Linked DNA regions of Homo sapiens: region 1 is linked to region 2. The links are chromatin loops, found by intact Hi-C in ENCODE. Cell type or tissue: A673. All regions are shown on one strand. Links, peaks and the distances in the headings refer to the core of each region. The heading gives the core; the rest is flanking DNA. Region 1 overlaps ZNF618 (zinc finger protein 618). Region 2 has its middle 70 kb from the start of ZNF618.

Evidence for each region. A loop is a pair of places that touch in the nucleus more often than their neighbours do. Peaks named below come from ENCODE experiments on the same cell type or tissue, not always from the same donor. Only the 100,000 strongest peaks of a DNase experiment are listed, where the experiment ranks them.
Region 1: a loop joins it to region 2, with 6 times the contacts of the local background. A loop is called at or near these places in 8 of 110 quality-filtered maps.

What each region holds. Positions count from the first base shown.
Region 1 is chr9:113,993,334-114,004,230 of GRCh38, forward strand. ZNF618 (zinc finger protein 618) reads left to right here. Exons shown (of 15, transcript NM_001318042.2): 4 at 4,926-5,021; 5 at 8,663-8,740; 6 at 9,291-9,329. Among named protein-coding and RNA genes, the nearest start is that of AMBP, 80 kb to the right of the region's middle. In A673, for the core only: CTCF peaks have their summits at 1,086, 5,711 (motif pointing left) and 5,910; DNase peaks (open chromatin) are centred at 988, 5,678 and 6,628; H3K27ac peaks cover 1,857 bases.
Region 2 is chr9:113,801,290-113,812,186 of GRCh38, forward strand. No RefSeq gene overlaps it. Among named protein-coding and RNA genes, the nearest start is that of ZNF618, 70 kb to the right of the region's middle. In A673, for the core only: a CTCF peak has its summit at 6,265 (motif pointing right); a DNase peak (open chromatin) is centred at 6,292.

The DNA of each region.
Region 1 (10,897 bases), core at 911-8,910, 190 kb after region 2:
ATGCACCTCAGAATCCTTCTCAACACAGTATGCCAAGAGGTCTCTGCCAGTCAGCTAGAATTGAAAAATTAGAAGTGGAAACCTACTTGCCATTCTTCTTGATGAAGATAAGGCAAGTTGGGTTTACAACAGTGAGAGCATCCAGCCCTTAGACTATTTCCTGGCTCTGAGAGATAAGGATGCCCGCATCCCATTATGGTGGTCCAGGTGTACTGTTAAGCAGTGGGTACTCTTTCCTATGCTGTGAAACCACTGGTCCTTAATCCTGAGGTGTTTACTAATGAGGGAGTCCAGGGAGAGCAGTAGGGGCCCAGAGACCCGAGACTTAACTGAGTTTCCTCAGTAGCAGTGCAGGAGACCGTGGAGGGAATGAGTGACCCAGACTTGACCCCTCTTCAGATGAGGGACAGGGACCAACTGGGTTATTCCCCGATAGTGGAGACCTGAAGAGGGGGATAATGGAATCTAAATATTCACAACTTACAGCATTTTGCAAGGTGCGCATGGAGCAGACACATTCCAGGGTGTCCTAGCCAATACGGAGAAGTCTCCAGGAGGGGATTTCAACTCAGTAAAAGGAAGGACTTCGTGTGATCATGGGAACTGTTTGGTAACTGGACATAAGCCTGTGAGGGAGTGAGTTCCCCGTCCTGACATAGGTGATCAGGGAGGGTCACTGGACAAAGTGCAGGAGCGGGAGTCAAGGATGAGATAGATGGGAGACTGGATTCTGCAAGGATGTTTCTAGGCAGCAAGCTTTCAGGACCGAGGTACAGAGGTGTTCTCACACACATAGGGCAGCCCAGAGAGCCAGGAAAAGAGGAGGAAGGAGCTCCAACCAGGAGGCAGCAGCCAGGCTATGGCGCTGGAAGGAGCAGCAGAAGAGCTTGACAGTCATTCAGACACAGCCACGTGGGTTTCAGCCTGTGACAGACCCAGGCAGCGTAGGTGCCAGGTCCTGCTTCATCGTGCCAGCTGATAGTTCGTTTCCTGTTTCAATAGGTTGTTGGCAGGGCCTCACACAAGAGCCTGCCAGAACCAACACTCAGCTCTTTGCTGCAGCCACTCGGAAAGGAGGAGTTCTGGCCACCCTCCCAGGCGCGTCCTGTCTCTGCTACTGACGCTTCCTCTTGGGGTCTGAAGGGTTAGAGGGTCCCTGTTAGAAAGGGCCCTTGGGCTGTAAGTCAAGAGCCCAGGGTTTACCCTACTGTGGGGACTTGAATAAGCCCCTTAACTTCTCTAAGCCACCGTGTCTTGAATGGTCAGTAGGTAGAATAAAAGTCTGCCCCTCTTTCCAGTAGAATTGTTGGGGGCAGAGTGACGTAATAGGTATGGAAGTGTTTTTAACGGGACAAAAAACGTAAAACCAGTACCACTGCTATTAGCTGGAACCTCAGGACATTGATGCCTCTGGGGTTACCTCTAGAGTGACAGGAACCTAAAAGGCCAAGGTTTTCAAACATTTGTTTTTGCTCAATACCTCCTAAAAGAATTTTGAAAACTGTATATTCTTTTTCACATGTTTGAGTTGCCATCTAACATTTTTATCCAAAGTTTAAATCATTGCAAAGGATATAATTTCCAGGATATTGTGTAAAAAAAAAAAAAAGGTGGCATTTTGGAAATAAAACTGTGAACCAATTTTCAAAATGTATCCAAGGGAATCCAAACACTACCACTATTTGATATCCACCATCATCACTTCAAAAACATATGAACAAGCCTATCTTTAACAGTCAGAAATTTTACATCTTTCCTTTTTCTCCTTGAGCTCATATTTCCAGTCCACTGCCCCCACAGGGTTTTATCCTAATGTAAAATATATTTTTTATGCTTGAAAGTCTTTTATTGATCACTGTTTCACACTCATCACCATAACAAGATGTACATAAATTGAAATTGAAATTTCTAAAAAAAAAAAAAATTTCCTGGGATCATAAAGCTCTACATTCTCCAACATTTTTTTTTTCCAGATTGAGTTGTTATTAGCATACAATTCATCAAAAACAAATTTAGGTAAATAGTAAATGTAAAAGTAAAAAATTATTGAAAATGCATCTCTTAATGAAATGGATAGGGCTTCATTTCTTTCTCAATTGGCTCATGTATCTCTGAATTAATATTTCTTATTGCTAGAAGGAGACAAGATTCGACATTAATTTAATTCCTATCTTTTGGTTTTTGTAGGTCTAAGTGCTTAGAAAGCTCAGTCACATATGTAAGTAGCTGGCAGTGGATAGAGTTTTGTTTTAGCAGTGTCACTCAATTCTTTGAATTCCTTCCAAGTTGTATGCCAGAAATCACACAGGGGTCTATCATCAGATGATATTTTTAATGGTCTCTTCGCTGACAACTCCATTATATCCTCCTCTAATTTTGTTGAGAGCAGAGAGTTGGAAGTCACCCGATTCAAAAAAGGAGTTGTTCCTGGTCATTAGATCCACTCACTTTCTGAGCCCGACACCAGTATTGTAGGGTCACCTCTTTGCTTGGAGCCCCAGGGTTTTCATCTCTTGGGGCAGGCACCGTGGTAGGATTAGGGGTGGGTGAAAGGATCGTCTTTTGTTTGTAACGTGGCACAAGGGTGAAGGTGAGAGTGGGAAGAACCAGCGAGTGGGGCCTCCCACCTGCCAGATTCTCTGGCACATTGATTTTAGGAAAGAACACATTTAGAAGCTGATGATTCTCTTAAGGCTGTGTGGACCTACTTACCCCTTGGGCAGCCACCACACACCCCCAGGAGATTTGTGCTTCACTCAGAAGACCCTGCTCCAGAGGACATTTGGTTTGAGGCCAAGCCCCAGAGCCTCAGGAAACCCACTTGTCCATGACTTCCCTGTTCAGATCCCCTGTCATTCGGCAAGCCCTGGACCCAGCTCCTGTTGCATGTTTGAACAGAGAGGGCTGGACACACTCCTGAACATTTGTTCTCTGAACAGTGGCTCCTGAGACGCTCTGAGCTAAATATGGGACTGTCCATTGTAAGGAACCAGCCTTCTGTCCCTACCCTTGCGTTTTTCTTCTCTCATTCACCAGCTTTGGATTTCTATCTTGTCACATTTTGTGTATTGTGAAAGGTGCCCGAGCTTCTCTAGACCTGGCTGGGTGCAAAGGGTTGCTACCCCACATTCTTTCTCAGAAGCCTGCATCCTCTCCTAGGCATCTTCCCAGCGTCCCCCTCTGTGACTTCAGGAACTAGACCCCCTGTCCTCGCCTGGTCTGTCTGATGCTCTGGGAGGGAGCTAAGCCAGGTGTTTAGGGAAAGTGCTCAGTGGGAGCTGTGAACTCGGATTAGTTGGGATGGCGACTGTTGCATCACTTGTGATAGCAGGAATGGGAAGAGGAAAAGTCCGCTCCTGCCTCCTGTGTGCTGGCAAGCCCTGCCAGCCATCCCTGGGAGCAGTCCCAGGGCTCTCAATAGGGCACTCTGGGGAGTCCTGTGGCAGCACCAGACATAGTGGGGGGCTCTGCTGCCCTGTAGCATTTAAGGAAAGTGCCATGACTGAAAGGAACACACAGCTTGCCTGACATCCAGCAGGTGACCTGGGGTGGTGGCAGTAGCATGGCTCTGGATCCCCAAGGCCTACTTTGAGCCCAGTTCCTTGCCAGCCACTAGCCAAGCTGATGCTCATCCTTGCGACGGATGTTGAGTTGCCAGCCTCATGAGGACTTCTGGGAAGATGGTGGACGGAAATGAGACCTGGTAAAGGTTCTCTCTCTCTCTTTCTTTTTTTTTTCTTCTTCTTCCTCTTCTTTCTTCTTCTTCTTTTTTCTTCTTTCTTTCTTTTTTTTGAGATAGGGTCTTACTCTGTTGCCCAGGCTGGAGTGCAGTGGCATAATCACAGCTCACTGCAGCCTCGACCTCCAGGGCTCAAGTGTTCCTCTCACCTCAGCCTCCCAAGTAGCTGGGACTACAGGTGTGCTCCACCATGCCCAGCTAATTTTTGTGTTTTCTGTAGAGATGGGGGTCTTGCTGTGTTGCCCAGGCTGGTCTTGAACTCATGAACTCAAGTGATCTGCCTGCCTTGGCCTCCCAAAATGCTGAGATTCACCGCGCACAGCCCACAAGCACCATTTCTTCCTGGTGCTTTCCAAGAAGCTAGTTGTGTGGCTTGGGAGCAAATCAGATCTGACCGACCTCTGGTGCTATTCGTTGCCCCTCTGGTCCTCACTTTCCTCATCTGAAAAATGGGGATAATAATCACCTTTACCTGCTGGAATTGTGAGGATGAACTGAGCTGGTGTGAGAAACCCCTGAGCCAGGACCCCGAGCCCACTAACTGGCTGCATGAACTGGGCGAAATGCTGCACACAGCTGCCCTAGCCTCTGCTTCCTCACCCATGCAGTGGGGCAGAGGTCAGTCTGCATGGAAACATTGCAGATGAAGTGAGCCCAGACAGGTGGTGATGGTGATAGCCATGGTTCATAGAGGAAAAAAGTGGCTGGGATGAACAGAAGAGGGAGCGTGCTGGGCAGGGAGCCAGGCGTCGGGGCTGAGGACTGCCTGAGCTGAGTCCCCAAGAAGGCCCTCCTTGCACCACTGCATCAGTCTGGGTCTGTGGTGGCCACAGGCCAGGGGGATGCATGGACACTGCACCCGTGGGGCACATGTCCTTGGAGGGTGATTTTGCTGGAGGGTTTTTGGGTAGAAATTGTGTGTTCTAACCATATGTTGAATCAGAATATAGAGAAAACACAAAACTGAATTCAGGGAGCTGTTGACCCATGGCTGCTGTATTCTGCCATGTGCCAGCCTCCCTGGGGAACATGTGGATGCCCCTTGGCCAGCACAAGGTTTTTAACGAAGAGGTAGGCAGTGTGATCTTGTCCACGCTTCTCAAAGTGCAGCCAACTTCGCCCCTTCCCTAACCTTCCAGGCATTCTCCAACTTTAAGGGCTCTTTCTGATTTCTTACGTAATTCAGATGGAAAAGCGCCCGAAGGCAGCCCCCACGGTGGATCTGTGCGAAGCCGGTATTCAGGGACCTGGATTTTTGACCAAGCATTGAGATATGCATCTGGTACGTGATGGCCAAGGGGTAGTGCCTGATCCGGGGCCAGTATGGGTGGGGGCACAGCTGGACACAGCCATCAGTTACAGACCTGAGTAAGCAGGCCCCTGTTAGCATCTCAGGGTCAAGAGGGGCCACCTTCTTCATCCCCTGTCCTGGCTACATGTGAGCAAATCTGACTGGGACCCTGGAAGTACTGGACTACTGGAGGGACGATAGAGCATGTGGAAATCTGGACGCCTAGAATGTCCAGAGCATTTTGGCAGCACTTCCTATGGGCCGCAACTCTGAAACAGGCCAAGGGGACAAAAGGGTTCCAAGCCAAATGTGTTTGGGAGACCCTGGGTTAAACAGTAGCTGACCTCTCTCCCTGCAGGACTTCGCAGGGCCTGCGGCTGCCCCTGTGCAGTGGCCTCCCCAGGACAGGCCACGCCACGAGGTCTCCCTCATGCACTCTTGGCCATGGTCCTCTTTTTGCTGGGGTGCATTCAGGAAGTTGGGTTCCAAAGAATAAACTTCGGAAAATGCTGCTAGTAACAGCAGCTGACCTGTATCGTGTGCCTGCTGTGGACCAGGCCCTGTGCTAAGGAGCCACCACGTTATCCCTCACAACCCGTTCCCCTGAGGGGTGTACAGTGTTACAGGGAGGAAACCTGAGGTGTGGGTGGTTCCATGACTTGTCCAGGGCTCCCTCTGCTGGGATGTGGTGAGCCAGGGTTTGCACCCAGGTTTGCTGGCATCACTGCACTGAGGGCTGCCCCTCTAGTGAACTCTCCCCATGCCCCACCTCTCACCTCCCTGGCCCCATCACAAAGGGGAACCTGAAGCCCAGAGTCGGGCTGAGCGAGGCGCAGGTGGGGGCCCTGGGCTTTAGGCTGTGCGAGGGGCAGGCGGGGCCCTGGGTTTTAGGCTGATCGAGGGGCAGGCGGGGCCCTGGGTTTTAGGCTGAGCTAGGGGCAGGCGGGGCCCTGGGTTTTAGGCTGAGCGAGGGGCAGGTGGGGCCCTGGGCTTTAGGCTGAGCGAGGCGCAGGCGGGGCCCTGGGTTTTACGCTGCATGAGGGGCAGGCTCAGGGTCCCTCCTACCAGCACACAGTGCTCAGTCCAGAGACTCCGTGTGCCAGACAGGCTGCCTCACTCTGCACTGGGGGTCAGGAGCCAGCCGAGGAGAGGCTGAGGAGCCATCATGCCCCCCATGACTCCTTCTGTGGGGTGACACCTGCAGGCAAGGCTGCATGTGCCCACAGCTCTCCCACAGCTTGGGGTGAACTCCATACTGCCTGCCAATCAGGCCTTGACTTGGCTGTAAACAGTATCTACTCCACTGACTTGGGCCCCCCACTGCAGTTGGGCCAGGGTCCTGCCTCTGTGCCCCCAGGCCCTGCACTTGCTGCCCTAACGCCATCATCGTGCGTTGTCCCTGTGCCAGCTGGCCTGTCTGCTTCCTATTAGATGGAGGACAGGGAGCACACCTTGCTCATTGCTGGGGCCTCAGTGCCCGGCACATTGCAGGCACTCGTAAATTCTTCACTGGTTGAAGGGGAATTGGCAGAAACTGCTGAAGAGTGGGTGGAGGCAGCAGGAAGAGAGTTGGAGGCATTATTACTCAGTGACAGATGAGTACAACAGCAAGACACCATGGATTTATGGAGCCCTCGCTGTGTGCCAATCACAGGGCTAAATACAAAGAAATATGCAATCTCATCTTTGTCCTCCACGTGATTGTATTTTTCCCTGTGTGACAAGGGTAATACACATACAAACCACTAAATAACAGACTCCTAAATCCCACGCTGGTGTTAGGATGACAGCGGCCCTTGGAGTGACCCACAGTAGTACCAGTGGCACCGGCTCCTGTTCCTCAGTACCTGTGGTGTGCCAGCCGACTCACATGATGAACCTCGTTGATACAGACCTCAGTCATGAATTGTAGGAATCAGAGTCCGGTTTTGCAGGTGGGGAAACAGAGGCTCGGACAAGTGAAAGGTTGTGTCCGAGATCAAAAAAAGGATGTGTCCGAGATCAAACAGATAAGACAAACTTGTCCAGCCCACGGCCCGTGACCGCATGTGGACCAGGATGGCTTTGAATGCGGCCCAACACAAAGTCATAAATTTTCTTAAAACATTGTAAGTCTTTTTGTGATTTTTTTTTTAGCTCATTAGCCATCGTTAGTGTATTTTATGTGTGGCCCAAGACAATTCTTCTTCCAGTGTGACCCAGGAAAACCAAAAGGTTGGACCCCCCTGAGCTAAGGGATAGCAGAGCTGAACTAGGCTTCAGACTCCATATCCAGTGCTCTTCCAGCTTCACTTCATGCCTCAGGTACACACTCAGGAAACGGGCCTCTGCTTCCAGGCAAGACAAAGGGAGTAGGAGTTAATGATCTTCACCTGCACGGAGGGGCTGGTCTTGTGCTGGGAACACTCTTCATGCAAACTCAGTCTTCACACCAACACACTTGAGTCATCCGCATTTTTCCCAGGAGGAAATTGAGGCCCAGCCAGTAAATGACAGAGTTAAGACTCTTATCCCAGGTCTGCCTCTCCCATCCCCAGATGCTGGGCACCAGAATTCCCTGGGGACCTTGGAATAGGCAGGTCTCCACCCCAGCCACTCTAGATCGCTAAGCCTGGAGTGGGCCGGGGCCTCTGCATTTGTCCACGCTCCCTGGCTATTCTGTTAGGAAGAGCAAGGCCTGGGCCCAGGTGGCATCAGGCCTTCATGAGGGCTGATTTAGATGGGGAGCAGGCAGGGTTTCTGCCCCTGGGGTCCCTGCCAGGCTGGATCTGAGGGGCTCTTCTTGGCTTCCTACCATGGGCCTTTGCTCTGACCTCTACATGGGCAGGCTCATCTTTTAACCTCTCTGCAGTGCTCACTAGGAGCTTGGCCATTTCAGTCTCCCTGCTCCTGGGAGAAGGGCCTGGCAAGGGGCTGGGGGGGCCAGGCATTTACACCATGTCGGTCTCTGTGTGTCTGAGGGAACAAGACAACTCCTCAGCAGGTGTGGGGGGCGGTCCTCTCCTTGCTGAGCCTGTCTAGAGTAGGGCTGGGCACTTCCTACAGGGAGTATATGGCCACCCCTACGAGGTAGGTGCATGTGGTCCCATTCTGCAGATCAGCAGACTGAGGCTTCATGCATCTAAGGAAATTACCAAGGTCATGCTGCTGGTAAGTGACAGAACAGGGACAGGGACCCAGGTGTGTCTGATTCAGTCTGTCTGTCTTAATCTCTGTCCCATTCCGGCAAGGAAAAGGGGTTGCTAGAAATTATTGTAATGCGTTGAAGTAATGATTTCCTTATGTGGATGCAATTTATTCCTTTCAGAGCACTTTTAACATTCATTTCCTTTTTCCCCTCAAGGTGTAGGGCTGAGAATTAGCTGAAGAAGTTACCTTCTCCATCTTACAGATTTGGAAACTGAGGCCCAGAGATGGGGGGGTGCCTTGCCCAAGGTCACCCACAGAGTGGAGGGCAAACCTGGATCTAGACCCAGGCCTCGTGACTTCTAGCTCGGTGCTGCCTCCTTGCCAGGGACCATCTCTGCCCCTGGGACAGAGAGTTAGCCACACTTGTAGGCATCGCCTGTGGGTCCTGGGACCTTGTGGTCACAGAGGTTGGGTGACCAGTCCTTTCCTCTTCTGTTTTCCAGGGTCTTACGAATGCGGAATCTGTGGCAAGAAGTACAAGTATTACAACTGCTTCCAGACCCACGTGCGGGCGCACCGAGGTGAGAGGAGTGTCCCTGGGGCAGAGCCCAGGGGCCGCACCTCCCACTGTCTGCCTGTTTCCCACTTGGGCCCCTCGTGGGTGACCCCAGAGGCCCTGACAGCTCCAGCCTTTCCCATTCTCCTCCTACTTTCATCAGTAGGACAGGGTGCCAGGCAGGAGAAGGGAGGCCTCCTGATGCGGGACAGCTCAGGTGTGGGAGGGGGACTCTGCAGGACACACCAGACCTGCGCCCAAGGGCACCCCCTGCTCCCCACTGGCCTCACGCCTCCCAGGACATCTCATCACTGCTCAGTGTCAGTGGCCCCCACAGGGCACTTGCTGAGGTCAGTGTGTGTGTTCCTCATGACAAGCTTGGGAGTTGCAGACAGGAGGGATGGCGTCTGTTCCTCCCGGAGCCTGGCAGACAGGGAGGAGAGGCTGGCATCAGGGGCCCGGTGCGGGACTGTGAGCTCTTCCCCTGTGGCTTCCATGTTCTCTTTTGCACTTGGCACTGGCCCTGTCATTGGCCCGGTAGCCCCACCCCCATCCCTCTCTCTCTCTCTTTGCAGACACCGAAGCCACCTCAGGGGAGGGAGCCTCCCAAAGCAGTGAGTACTTTTTCCTCCTCGTGGGCTGCTGAGGGGCGAGGGCTTGGGGTGGGATGAAGAGGAGCTGCTTGTCCCCTCCCCCAGAACTGCTCCAGGTGGCCTCTGAGAGACACAGTGCTGGGGTCCAAGCTTGGGGGCCAGACCATCCTTACAAAACCGCAATGCGGTACCTCAGAGCAGCCCTTCCCAAAGCGTGCTCCATGGCAGGCTCATTCTGGGAAGGTTAGTGGGTGTTCTGTCCATGACGACTTCTCTGGCCAAGTAACTTTGGGAGACCTTGAGTTTCACTAAGGGGAGCAGGTTTCTTGTGGACATTTCCAGCCCTTCATTGACAGACACAGCTGTGCATCTCCCATGGGTGCCCTGGATATGCGGGTCCTTGTGTTCTTTTGACTCTGACTCATGACTCTGGGGCTCCGTAGTTGACTTTTGGGAAATGCTGCTTTGGAGAGTTTTCTCCTGAGCCCCCACAGCCAGGGGCACTAATTGCTTATTGGTGATTTGCCCTGAGGTGCCATATCCCAGCACCTGGGGCGGCACAGGGCCTTGACATCTGCGACAGCACTGCTGCTCACAGGCCCTGCTTGCCATCCCTCCAGTTCTAGGCCCCAAGCGCCTGGTAAGTGAGCAGCCAAGCTGGTGTAGACTAGGATGGAATCTCCCCACCCAATAATCTGAAGCTTCAGAAGTCACAGTTCCACGTGTAGGTATGTCGCCAACAGAAACGGGTGTATATCTGCTGCAAGATGCAAACTAGAATGTCCTTAGCACACCATTCCTAACAAACTAGAAGCCCCCAAATGCCCAGAGCTCATTGAATGGAGAAGTAAGTCTAGTGACACAAAAGACTACTGTAAAGTAGTGAGAACGAACAATTTATAGCTACACACAGCAACATGGATGACTCACAAACAATGGTGAGCAAAAGAGGCCAGGCGTAAACAGAGTTCAGCCTCTAAGATTCTGCATAGAGAAAGGGCAAAAGCAGCTAAAACTAATTATTGCCGGTAGAAGTCAGAAGAGCGGTTCCCCTGGGGAAGGGGCTTCAGGGTTCTGTTTCTTGAGCTGGGTGCTGGTTACCTGGGTGGTTTCAGTTTGTGGAAGTTGAACAAGCTGTGCACTTAGGATTTGTACACTGTTCTACACCAGGGGTTAGCAACATTTTTCTGCAGAGGGCCAGATGGTAAGTATTTTAGACTTTATAGCCCAGACGTCTCCGTCGCAAGTATTCAGCCCTGCCCTTGTAGTGGGAACATGCCAGGAACAGAGATAATATGTAAATGAATTCCTTACCAAAACAGATGGTGGGCAGGATTTGGCCCACAGACTGTTGCTTGCCAATCCCCGTTCTATGGGTTTGTTACACCACACCATCACAAAAAAAGATTCTTAACATAATAAATAAACATTACCACCCCCTGCCCAACAAAACCCCAAACCAGAGCAGTTTGAAGAGATGGCGATGGCTGAAAAAGGATTGTAACTGGCCTGGGTCCCAGTAGCATTTCTTCTAAGACACTTTCTCATCCACTCCGTTTGGATTCTTATGCCAAAGGAGAGGCCGGCAT
Region 2 (10,897 bases), core at 1,653-9,652:
GTTCTAATAACCTTAAGCTAAAGAGAAATATTAGCTAATGTATCCGGAAACTCTAGAGTTACTAGCTTTAGGTAGGGCTGGATCCAGGTGCTCAATGATGGTGACAGACCCCTCTTTCTTGCTTCAGCTCTTATTGTGATTTTTTTCTATGTTTACTTCATTCTTTTTTTTTTTTTTTTTTTGAGATGGATTCTCACTCTGTTGCCCAGGCTGGAGTGCAGTGGTGCCATCTTGGCTCACTGCAACCTCCACCTCCCATGTTCAAGTGATTCTTCTGCCTCAGCCTCCCATGTAGCTGGGATTACAGGCGCCCACCAACACACCCAGCTAATTTTTCGTATTTTTAGTAGAGATGGGGTTTCACCACGTTGGCCAGGCTGGTATCAAACTCCTGACCTCAGGTGACCTGCCCACCTTGGCCTCCCAAAGTGCTGGGATTACAGGCATGAGCCGCTGCGCCCAGCCGACTTCTTTCTATAGCAGGATTTCACCAGTGGTGGGAAAAGATGGTGGTACCTCATCCCTGGGGTGAGGGAGAGAAGGCGGAATAAGCTCACTACATAGACTGAGCAGGATTCCCTTGCAGCTGAGAAGAGTGGTTCTGCAAAGAAAGGGAGATTGGCAGGACAAAAAGCCAGGTCATCCCAAGCTAATCACGCACGCTGTGTGATCCTCTGTCTTCCTATCTTTACAACAGGATCGAAAACCATATTGCAGAATAAAAGAGTAATATATCAAAGTCTATTGTATTTCCATACACTAGCAATAAACAATCTGAGAACAAATTAAGAAAAACAATTCAATGTATAATAGCTTCAAAAGGAATAAAATACTTAGAAATAAATTTAACAAAAGAAGTGCAACACTTGCACACAAAAGCTACAAAACATTGTTGAAACAAATTAAAGACCTAAATAAATATAAAGACAACCTGTGTTCATGGAAGATTTCACATTGTTAAGAAGGCAGGACTCATCAGATTGCTCTATGATTGCTTTTTGTCCTGCTCTACATATTCAGTGCCATCCATGCAAAATTCCAAATTATTTTCTTCAGAAATGGATAAGCTGATCCTAAAATTCACATGGAAGTACAAGGGACCAAGAATAGCCAAAACAATCTTGAAAAACAAAATTGGAGAACTCACACTTTCTGATTTCAAAACTTTCTCAAAACTACAGTGATCAAGACAGTGTGATACTGGCCTAGGATAGACATAGGGTCAATGGCACTGACTTGAGAGTACAGAACTAAACCCATATATCTATGGTCAACTGATTTTCAACAAGGATGCTGAGACAATTAAATAGGGAGAGAATAGTTTTTTGAATATATGGCACTGCAACAATTGGCCATCCACATGTGAAAGAAGGAAGTTGGACCCTTACCTCACAAATTAGTTAAAAATTAACTGAAAAAGGATCGTAGATCTTCTAGCGAAAACTATAAAACTCTTAAAAGGGGCTGGGTGCAGTGGCTCATGCTTGTAGTCCCAGCAATTTGGGAGGCCAAGGCAGGGGGATCACGAGGTCAGGAGATGGAGACCATCCTGGCCAACACGGTGAAACCCTGTCTCTACTAAAAATACAAAAAAAAATTAGCTGGGTGTGGTGGTGCACACCTGTAGTCCCAGTTACTCGGGAGGCTGAGGCAGGAGAATCACTTGAACCCAGAAGGCGGAGGTTGGACTAGGCAATGGGTTTCTTAGATATGGCACCAAAACATAAGTGACCAAAAAGTGGGTAAATTGAACTTCATCAAACATTAAAAACATTTAGTTTTTTGAAACTTCTAATTTTTACTTAAAAGGGCACTATCAAGAAAGTAATAAAGAGAATGGGAGAAAATATTTACAAATCATATATCTGATAAGAGACTTTTATACAGAATATATAAAGAAATATTACAATTCAATCAAAAAACAAATAATTAAAAATTGGATTTATAATCAAATATCAAAAGATTTAAATGTGCATTTCTCCATGGAAGATATACAAATGACTGATAAGTACGTGAAAAGACATTCATCATTAATCACTCAGGAAATGCAAATCAAAACCACAAGGAGATAGCACTTCATGTCCACTAGGATGGCCATAGTCCAGAAGATGGTCATTAACAGGCATTGGCAAAGACGTGAAGAAATTGGAAGCTTCATTGGTTGCCGGTAGGTACAATGTCGCAGTCACTTTGGAAAACGGTATCACAGTTCTTCAAAAGGCTATGCATAGAGTTACTACATAACCCAGCAATTCCACTCCCCATTTCAAAAGAATTTAAACCATATGTGTACACAAAAACATCTCCATAAATGTTCATAACAGCGCTGTTCATAATAGACAAAAAAAAAAAAAAAAAAAGGAAAACCTCAAATGTCCATCGACTGATCATTGGATAAAGCAAGACGTATTTTATCCACATGATTGAATACTATTCAGCCATAAAATGCAATAAAGTACTGATCACATGCTACGACACGGATACACCTTGAAAACATCATGTTATATGAAAGAAACCAGTCACGAAAGGCCACATATTATACGATTCCATTTATATGCAATGTCTAGATTTGAAATCTCTATATAGACAGAAAGTGGATTAGCGGTAGCCAGGGGTTGGGAGAATGGGGAATTGGGAGTGACTGTTCAGGTATGTAAAGTTTCTTCATGGGTGATGAAAATATCCTGAAATTAGATAATGGTATGATTGCACAACTTGGTGACTATACAGGCCAGGCACTGTGGCTCGTGTCTGCAGTCCCAATTCTTTGGGAGGGCAAGGCAGGAGGATGGCTTGAGGCCAGGAGTTCAAGACCAGCATGGGCAACATAGCAAGACTCCATCTCTACAAAAAAATACAAAAAAAAAAAAAAAAAAAGCCGGGTGTGGTGGCACATACCTATAGTCCTAGCTACTCAGGAGGCTGAGGCAGGAGGATCACTTGACCCCAGGAGTTTGAGGTTACAGTGAGCTATGATTGTGCCACTGCACTCCAGCCTGGGTGACAGAGCAAGACCCGTCTCTAAAAAAAAAAAAAACAAAAACAAAACTTAGTGAATATGAGACAGGAATGGCACTAGATAGTCACAGGAGGGTGTAAAAACCCAGACAACAGCTAAAACAGGAACTAGGCAAAGAAACCACAGGATAACAGAAAACACAAAATAAAGGAGAGAAAATGGGCATAACTCTTCTGGGCAAACCCAAATAAGGGAGAAACGGAGAGGAAAACGGGGTTCCTGACATTCCCTTGTTTTCTAGAATACCTAATAATTATTCCATCCTCTAATTAAAGAAACACCCATAAAATTAAAAAACCCAACGCCATTGCTCATGACTTGTTCTCACACGTCCACCTGCACTTCTCTCTTAAGTGTGTACTTTCCCTTTGCAATAAAAGCTTCTTGCCTTTCGATTCATTCTGACTTATCCCTGAAATTTTTCTCGACACTAGCGGAGGCTGGGGTCTCACTGGCATTCAGGGACCCTCCTGAGCCCTCCGGAAACAAATATACTAAAACCACTGACTTATACACTTTAAAAAGGTGAATTGATGGTATGTGCATTATATCTCAATAAGGCTCTTATTTTTTATTTATTTATTTATTTTTTTGAGAAGGAGTTTTGCTCTTGTTGCCCAGGCTGGAGTGCAATGGCGCAATCTCGGCTCACTGCAACCTCCGCCTCCTGGGTTCAAGTGATTCTTCTGCCTCAGCCTCCCGAGTAGCTGGGATTACAGGCATGCGCCACCACGCCCGGTTGATTATTTTTAGTAGAAGCGGGGTTTCTCCATGTTGGTCAGGCTGGTCTCGAACTCCCAACCTCAGGTGATCTGCCTGCCTCAGCCTCCCAAAGTGCTGGGATTACAGGCGTGAGCCACTGCGCCTGGCAAGGCTCTTATTTTTTAAAGTAGTGTCAAACACCTACCACACAGAGTCATTGTGGGGCTGATGTGAATTACTTCGTCTAAAGCCCCTGGCACAGTTTGAGGCACACAGTAAGTACTGAGTAAGTCTTAGTTTTCTTTCCTTTCCAAATAAAAACTCCCTAACTCCCCTGCCTCTCCTCCACCATCACCAACCCTTTTTCAGCAATTCCACCCTGGTTTCTAAGGCAGAACTTTGAGGCATTCCATAAAGAAGGCTGTGCTGCACTTGGCTACCCACAGAGCAGCCAGGGTCATTCTTAAGATGGCTAGTCTGGTCTTCCTAATATTAATAAGATATTCATTTCCCTAAGAATGCATCAACCTCTGTAGCCATCCTGGAAACATGGGAGGGGGCTAATGCAGCTCTATTAATCCAAGCAGGCCTCACATCCACTTTGATTCAAAGGCTTCATTCTGATCAGTTTCCACAAAAGGGATGGTTTATTAGTCGGTGATGACAGGTGAAGTGAACTCAGGTACTGAGCGTTTGGCTAAGGATGACAACGAGGCTATTTTAAGTCATTGAAGTTCAAGGGTATCTGTCTCAGCGCCTTTGTTTAAATTGATTTGCAGTCCTGATCGCTTGACCTTGCTGCATAAAATAGTTTCTAAGGGGAAAAATATAAGAGCGCAATTCTAACCAAGGGAACAGATGTGTCCCAGCTTGCCCACCCTGCCTCACACCAGCCAAACCTACCCACCCCGCTGACCTTGAATGTGGGTGCGGATGGTGACATGGTCATCATGCAGCAGGAACAGGAAGGAGCAGAGAATGGCCCAGCAGAATGCTCCAGCCATCTGAGTGGGGAAGGCCCAGAAAAGGGGAGGATTGCCCAAGGTTGGGAAATGAATCAGTGACAAAATTAGGATTTTAATCCAGGTCGGTGCAACTCAGACTTCTCCTCTCAATTCCTATTTAAAAAAATGTTTAATATTTATTAAGTGCTTACCACGTTCCAGGCACTCTCTAATGCTTTATGTATATTAGCCCATTTAATTTATACAACAGCCAACAAGAAACAATTATGGATGTTTTTGTTTTACAGATGAAGAAACAGAGAATCCCCATTTTATAGGCAGCTTATTGGGGTGTCCAACCGTTTGGCTTTCCTGGGCCACACTGGAAGAAGAAGAATTGTCTTGGGCCACAGATAAAATACACTAACCCTAACGATAACTGATGAGCTGAAAAAAAAATCACAAAAATATCTCATAATGTTTTAAGAAAGTTTATGAATTTGTGTTGGGCTGCATTCAGAGCCGTCCTGGGCCATGTGCAGCCTGTGGGCCGGGGGTTGGACAAGCTTGGCTTAAGTAATTTGCCCAAGGTCACAGGGCGAGTAAGATGGCAGAGATGGAATTTGAACCCCTTGGAGTAGGACACTACAACCAGCCTCTCAGCCACCACCCATTCCATCTCTATTTGTTTATTGCTTTGTGAAAGAAAACAGGTCTAAGCAAGGGTCTTGCCAGATCTAAGCAAGACAGTTTGGCTGTCTACATGGACCAAGTTAGCCTGGTTATTGTCACATCCCCCAAGCACTTCATAATGGTCATATAATATTTACTTATTTTTTTTTAGATGGAGTTTCACTCTTTTTGCCCAGGCTGGAGCGCAGTGGCATGATCTTGGCTCACTGCAGCCTCCACCTCCTGAGTAGTTGTGATTACAGGTATGTGCCACCACACCCAGCTAATTTTGTATTTTTAGTAGAGCTGGGATTTCACCATGTTGGTCAGGCTGGTCTCGAACTCCTGACTTCAGGTGATCCGCTGGCCTCAGCCTCCCAAAGTGCTGGGATTACACGCTTGAGCCACTGCTCCTAGCCACATCATTTCTCGAAATCAGTCCTCTACCTAGGTCTTCTGGAGTGCCCGAAGCAGCACTGATTAACCAGTAAGAAACGTGCTGCACCTGACAGTATTTCTTGGCGACATCCAAACAAGCTACCCCACCCCACTTCCCTCTGACCAGTCTAAGATGTGCATCTCCAATCCACTCTTTCAGCCTTTAGCCTGCTGGAGGTAAAGCCTGTGGCTAAATCCAGCCTGCTGGGGATTGCTACTTGTAATGGGCAGAAGGAGCACTGGATTGGGAATCTGGGCATCCATGTGAAAATCCTGTGTGTCCTTGAGTGAGTGGCTTAACCTCTCTGGCCCTCAATTTTCTCATATGTAAGATGGATTTAAGAATACTTGCTTTTCTCTCACGGTTGTTCTGAGGATTAAGAGAACTTGCCTGTCATGGGTGGATTTTGAACCATGGAAAGGATCATGCATTTAGGAGATACTCCGAAAACAGAGCCCTCTTCCAAGTGACGAGGTGTAATGAGAGAGAGTGACCAGTAGGTGGCAGTGCTTCAAAGCAGCCTGTGGGATCCCAGAAGGAACTTCCTATTAACCCTTCCTCATTAGGCGGATAGAACCTTAGCCCCCAACCCCCAGCACACCCCGGTAAAGGTCATCGTGAAGCTCAGATTGCAGAAGTGCCACTTCCAAGGTTCCACGACGACACAGTGGCAGAGGCAGGATCAGACTCTGGTTGGGGTGGTCTCTGCATGTCTCCCTTCATTCAACCCCTATTTATTAGGTTCCTAGGCGGCGCAGAGACTCACGTTAGACCTTCCTGTGAAGGGGGAAGGTCTGCTCCAGCCTGGGGGGTTTACAGGCCATTGGACCTCCACACCTAGAGTCCCCCATTGCTTCCTGGCCCTCACTCACGGGGATGAGCACTCACACAAAACTCAACCAAAGCTGGACACCTGCCAGCGGGAGGTAATGGGCAGCAGATGGATTAGCGACCAGGAGATCTAGTTCTAACCCGTTTCACCTCTAGCTTGCTCTGTGACGTTGGCCAAGGCCCTCATTAGTAGGTCATGAAATCAATTTAGTGGATGTTGAATTGGGGAGAAAAGGAATTTAAAAAATACTAGCATATCTCTCTGTATCTGCCACAGTACAGGTAAACATTTTTTTTAATTCTGCTTTTATGCACACACACACACCCTGATATAAAAGGCATTTCACCTTGTGCACCACAGTCTCATAGTTCTGGGAACAACGTGTGAGAGACTCAAATTCTGCATCCTGAGATCCAACGTCTCCTCTCCCCCATCTTCACATCTACAAGCCGACCCCAAGCTGCCCAGGAATCCCTATCTGGGTATATTCCTACAGTTCGCTGCTTCAGCAGTGGGAAAGTTCTTATAAGCTGATGATGCACAAGATACCATCTTATCCTCAGTGCAGTCACGCAGGGTAGATATTCCCCCATCTACAGATGAGAAAACTGAGTCTTAGGTCCCACAGCCAGCATGTGCTAGAGGCAGGACTTGCCTCTCAGGGTCAGCCTCACCCTGGGAAGTTGCTGACTCCACTGACTCCTGCTGCCTTGAACACACAGGGCCCAGAGGCCACTTCTCCTAGGAAAAGAAACAACCGCTTACGGGTGCTTCCATTTCTCTTATTCCAAGTCACTTTTATTTTCTCTCTCTCTTTCAAGTTTGATTGAATTTACACTTAATGAATCCAACTTTATCATTTAGGGGATGTTGGAGCAATAAGACTTGGCAAGGCATGAGTGATGATGCAATAAGTTCTGCTGGGAGCCGGGAGCCATCCTGCTCCCTCCCTTGAGTGATGGCTGTGTGACTCAGGCCCTAAGAAAGCCACCACACTCCCCGAAAGGAGCAAGACTAGGTGGAGATGGGGTCATGTTACTTAGGCCAAGGACTCAGAACAGGTCTTTTAGATTAGGATGGGTGGACAGGGGTGGGAAATGGAGGGTCAGCAAGATGGGAGAAGTAGAAGCCAAGGCTGCCAGTGAGCTGCTTGCTCTATGGCCTTGGGTAAAAAGTGACTTTACCTCTCTGATCCTCAGTTCCTCCATCTGTAAAATGGGGCAATGGCCCAAAGATGTTGTTTTGTAAATTGTAGAAGGAGGCTCATGCTCTTATCAGAATTTCAAAGGTGGAAGATTGACAGCAAAATAAGCTGCCTGGAAGTCCATGTCATTTCCCTTTACTGGCTGAATGATGATAAAGGACAGTTCCTCTATCCGAGCCCCGCACACGTGTAAGGCTGGTGCAAGTGCCTCTGGGCAGGACGGAGGGTAACATCTTTGATGAGGAAATAAAATGAAAAAATAAAAATTAAAGTGAGATTTTACTTTGGTTAATAAAAACGAGGCACGCACAGAAAAGAAGTGGCTGGGTGAATGTGCCCAAAATGTTCACATTCAGGGGCAGAATTTATTTTCCTCCTGATTTTTATCTGGATTTTCTAAACTTTTTTTTTAAAAGATGAAAACACACAGATGGGTGAATGAGCTATAAATGTAGCATTTAATGATGAAGTGGATATTTATGTAACTACCCTCATTGCCGTTCCTTAGAAGCCTCTCACTTGATCTTAGCCAAAAGGCCAAGAAGCGATCCTTAGAAGCCTCTCACCGAAACCTTTTCCACTCCCTGGAAGGCAGCTTTTTCCTATCATCTCTTTTTATTTTTCATGGTTTTACTACCTAAGTAGGCATCCCTAAAGAATAGTTTGAGTTTGCCTATTTTTGAAATGTATGTAAATGAAATCGTACTGGATGTATTTTGTGGGGGTGTGTATGTATCTTTAAAGTTAACATTACGGTTTTAAAATGCATTTTTGTTGCATGTGACTATAGTTGGTGCATTTTTTTTTTTTTTTGAGATAGAGTCTTGCTCTGTTGCCCAGGCTGGAGTACATGGCATGATCTCGGCTCACTGCAACCTCCACCTTCTGGGTTCAAGTGATTCTCCTGCCTCAGCCTCCTTTAGTAGCTGGGACTACAGGCATACGCCACCACACCTAATTTTTGTATTTTTAGTAGAGACGGGGTTTCACCATATTGACCAGGCTGGTGTCGAACTACTGACCTCAGGTGATCTGCCCACCTCAGCCTCCCAAGGTGGTGGGATTACAGGTGTGAGCCACCTCGCCTGGCCAGTTTGTGCATTTTTTGATGTTGTGTAGTAATACATTCTATGTCTATACCACAATGTATCTACCTGTTCTACTGTTGGTGGACATCTGGTTGTTTATGTGTAGTTTCTAATTTTTCTACAATGAACACATTATTACAGCTAAAGTGCCTGGCACATAGTAGGTGTTCAATTAAAATTTTTGAATAAATCCATGAAGAGCAACAAGCTTTGTTTGTTTTGTTTTGTTTTTAATTAAAGAAAAGTTTCAGTGGTACTAGAAAGGTTGAGACTGTGGACAAAGATAGCTCAAAGGGAGAATTTTCCAGATTTTCTGATTTTCCCTGGAGCTCAGAAGAGACACATTGGGTTAAAGCAGAAGATTGGTGGATGCCATCTCCATTACCTAAAAAAGCCTCAAGCATATTTGGGTGTCCCATTTAAAATAAGAGTAAAATAATATGGAAAATGAAGAAAAATTCCCACAGTCATAGTGTTACAGTGTGATTAGAGGAAATTAGCATTTACAGAAAGCATTGTAGCAAAGTAGGCAAAGCAATTAACTGGAGTCAGGGGAGCTAAGCTGAACTCCCAGCTCTTCCATAAACTGGCAGTGTGGCCTTGAGACAGTCATCCTAACATCTCAGAGCCTCAGTTTCCTCCTCTGTTGGATGGGGACTGATTCCTCAAGGAGCTGATCAAGTGAGATGATGTAAGTGACAGAGTTTTGTAAAGGTCTATACAAATACCAGGGTTTCGTATGAAACCATGGGGACGGAAAGCCAACCTTTTAGAAGGTCCATTTCCTGATACATAATTTTCTTACTGCAAGTGAAGCACTCTGCCTTAGACAAAGGAGATACAGAAACGTGGAGATGCCTCATTTTGTCTATAAAATGGGGGGACGAGACCAATCTGAAATAAAAGTGACTACTTTTGATTATTAGAAACCTGACTTAATTGAAGAGGTTGGGGGAAGGGGTGGGAAGTGGAGTGGCCCAGGTCACTGCCTGCTGCCCTGTTAGCTCCATAAGGGAAGGGACTTTGTCTGTGCAAGGCACATGGCAGGCACTCCATTTTGAAAGAAAGAATGAAAATAACAACGGTATTTTCAAAATCAGATTTAGGAGGAACCCTACCACACAGGCTGGAGCACAGTGGCACAATTGCGGCTCACTGCAACCTCTGCCTCTTGGGCTCGAGTGATTCTCCTGCCTCAGCCTCATGAGTAGCTGGAATTACAGGTGCGCGCCACCATGCATGGCTAACTTTTTGTATTTTTAGTAGAGACAACGTTTCACCATGTTGGCCAGGCTGGTCTCAAACTTCTGACCTCAGGTGATCCGCCCGCCTCGGCCTCCCAAAGTGCTGGGATTACAGGTGTGAGCCACTGTGCCTGGCCGCCCCCACCTTCCTTTTGCATCGTAGATCTCTTTGAAAAGTTAACAAAGTCTTTGAATCTTCATGAAACCTCACAGAGGTCCAGGAAGGCCTGGTTACAACCATGCATGAGAGCAGAGTTCCTAACCTTTTTTGTGCTATTGACCTCTGTGACAGTCTGCGGATGCCCGTATACCCCTTCTCAGAATAATGTTTTTAAATGGAAATAATACATATATATTTAAGTGCATATGTATTTTTGATTGAAATATTTTACATTGAAATGTAGTTTTCAATATTATTAAAACTATGTAAAATTGTAATTGATATGTTTCCTAATAGTGAATTAAACAAGCTCATCAGGCTCAGTGGCTTATTCCTCTAATCCCAGCACTTTGAGAGCCTGAGGCAGGAGGATCATTTGAGCCCAGGAGGTCGAGGCTGCAGTAAGCTGTGTTCGCGCAACTGCACTCCAGCCTGGCTGACACACCAAGACCCTGTCTCAAAAAAAATAAATAAAAATATAAGTAAATAAACAAGCTCTAGCAGTAGATCTAATGGCTAACATAATTTTGAAATAGCGATGAACTTAAATGATGTTTTGAAATATCTGTAACAACAGAATTGTGATAGGAAAG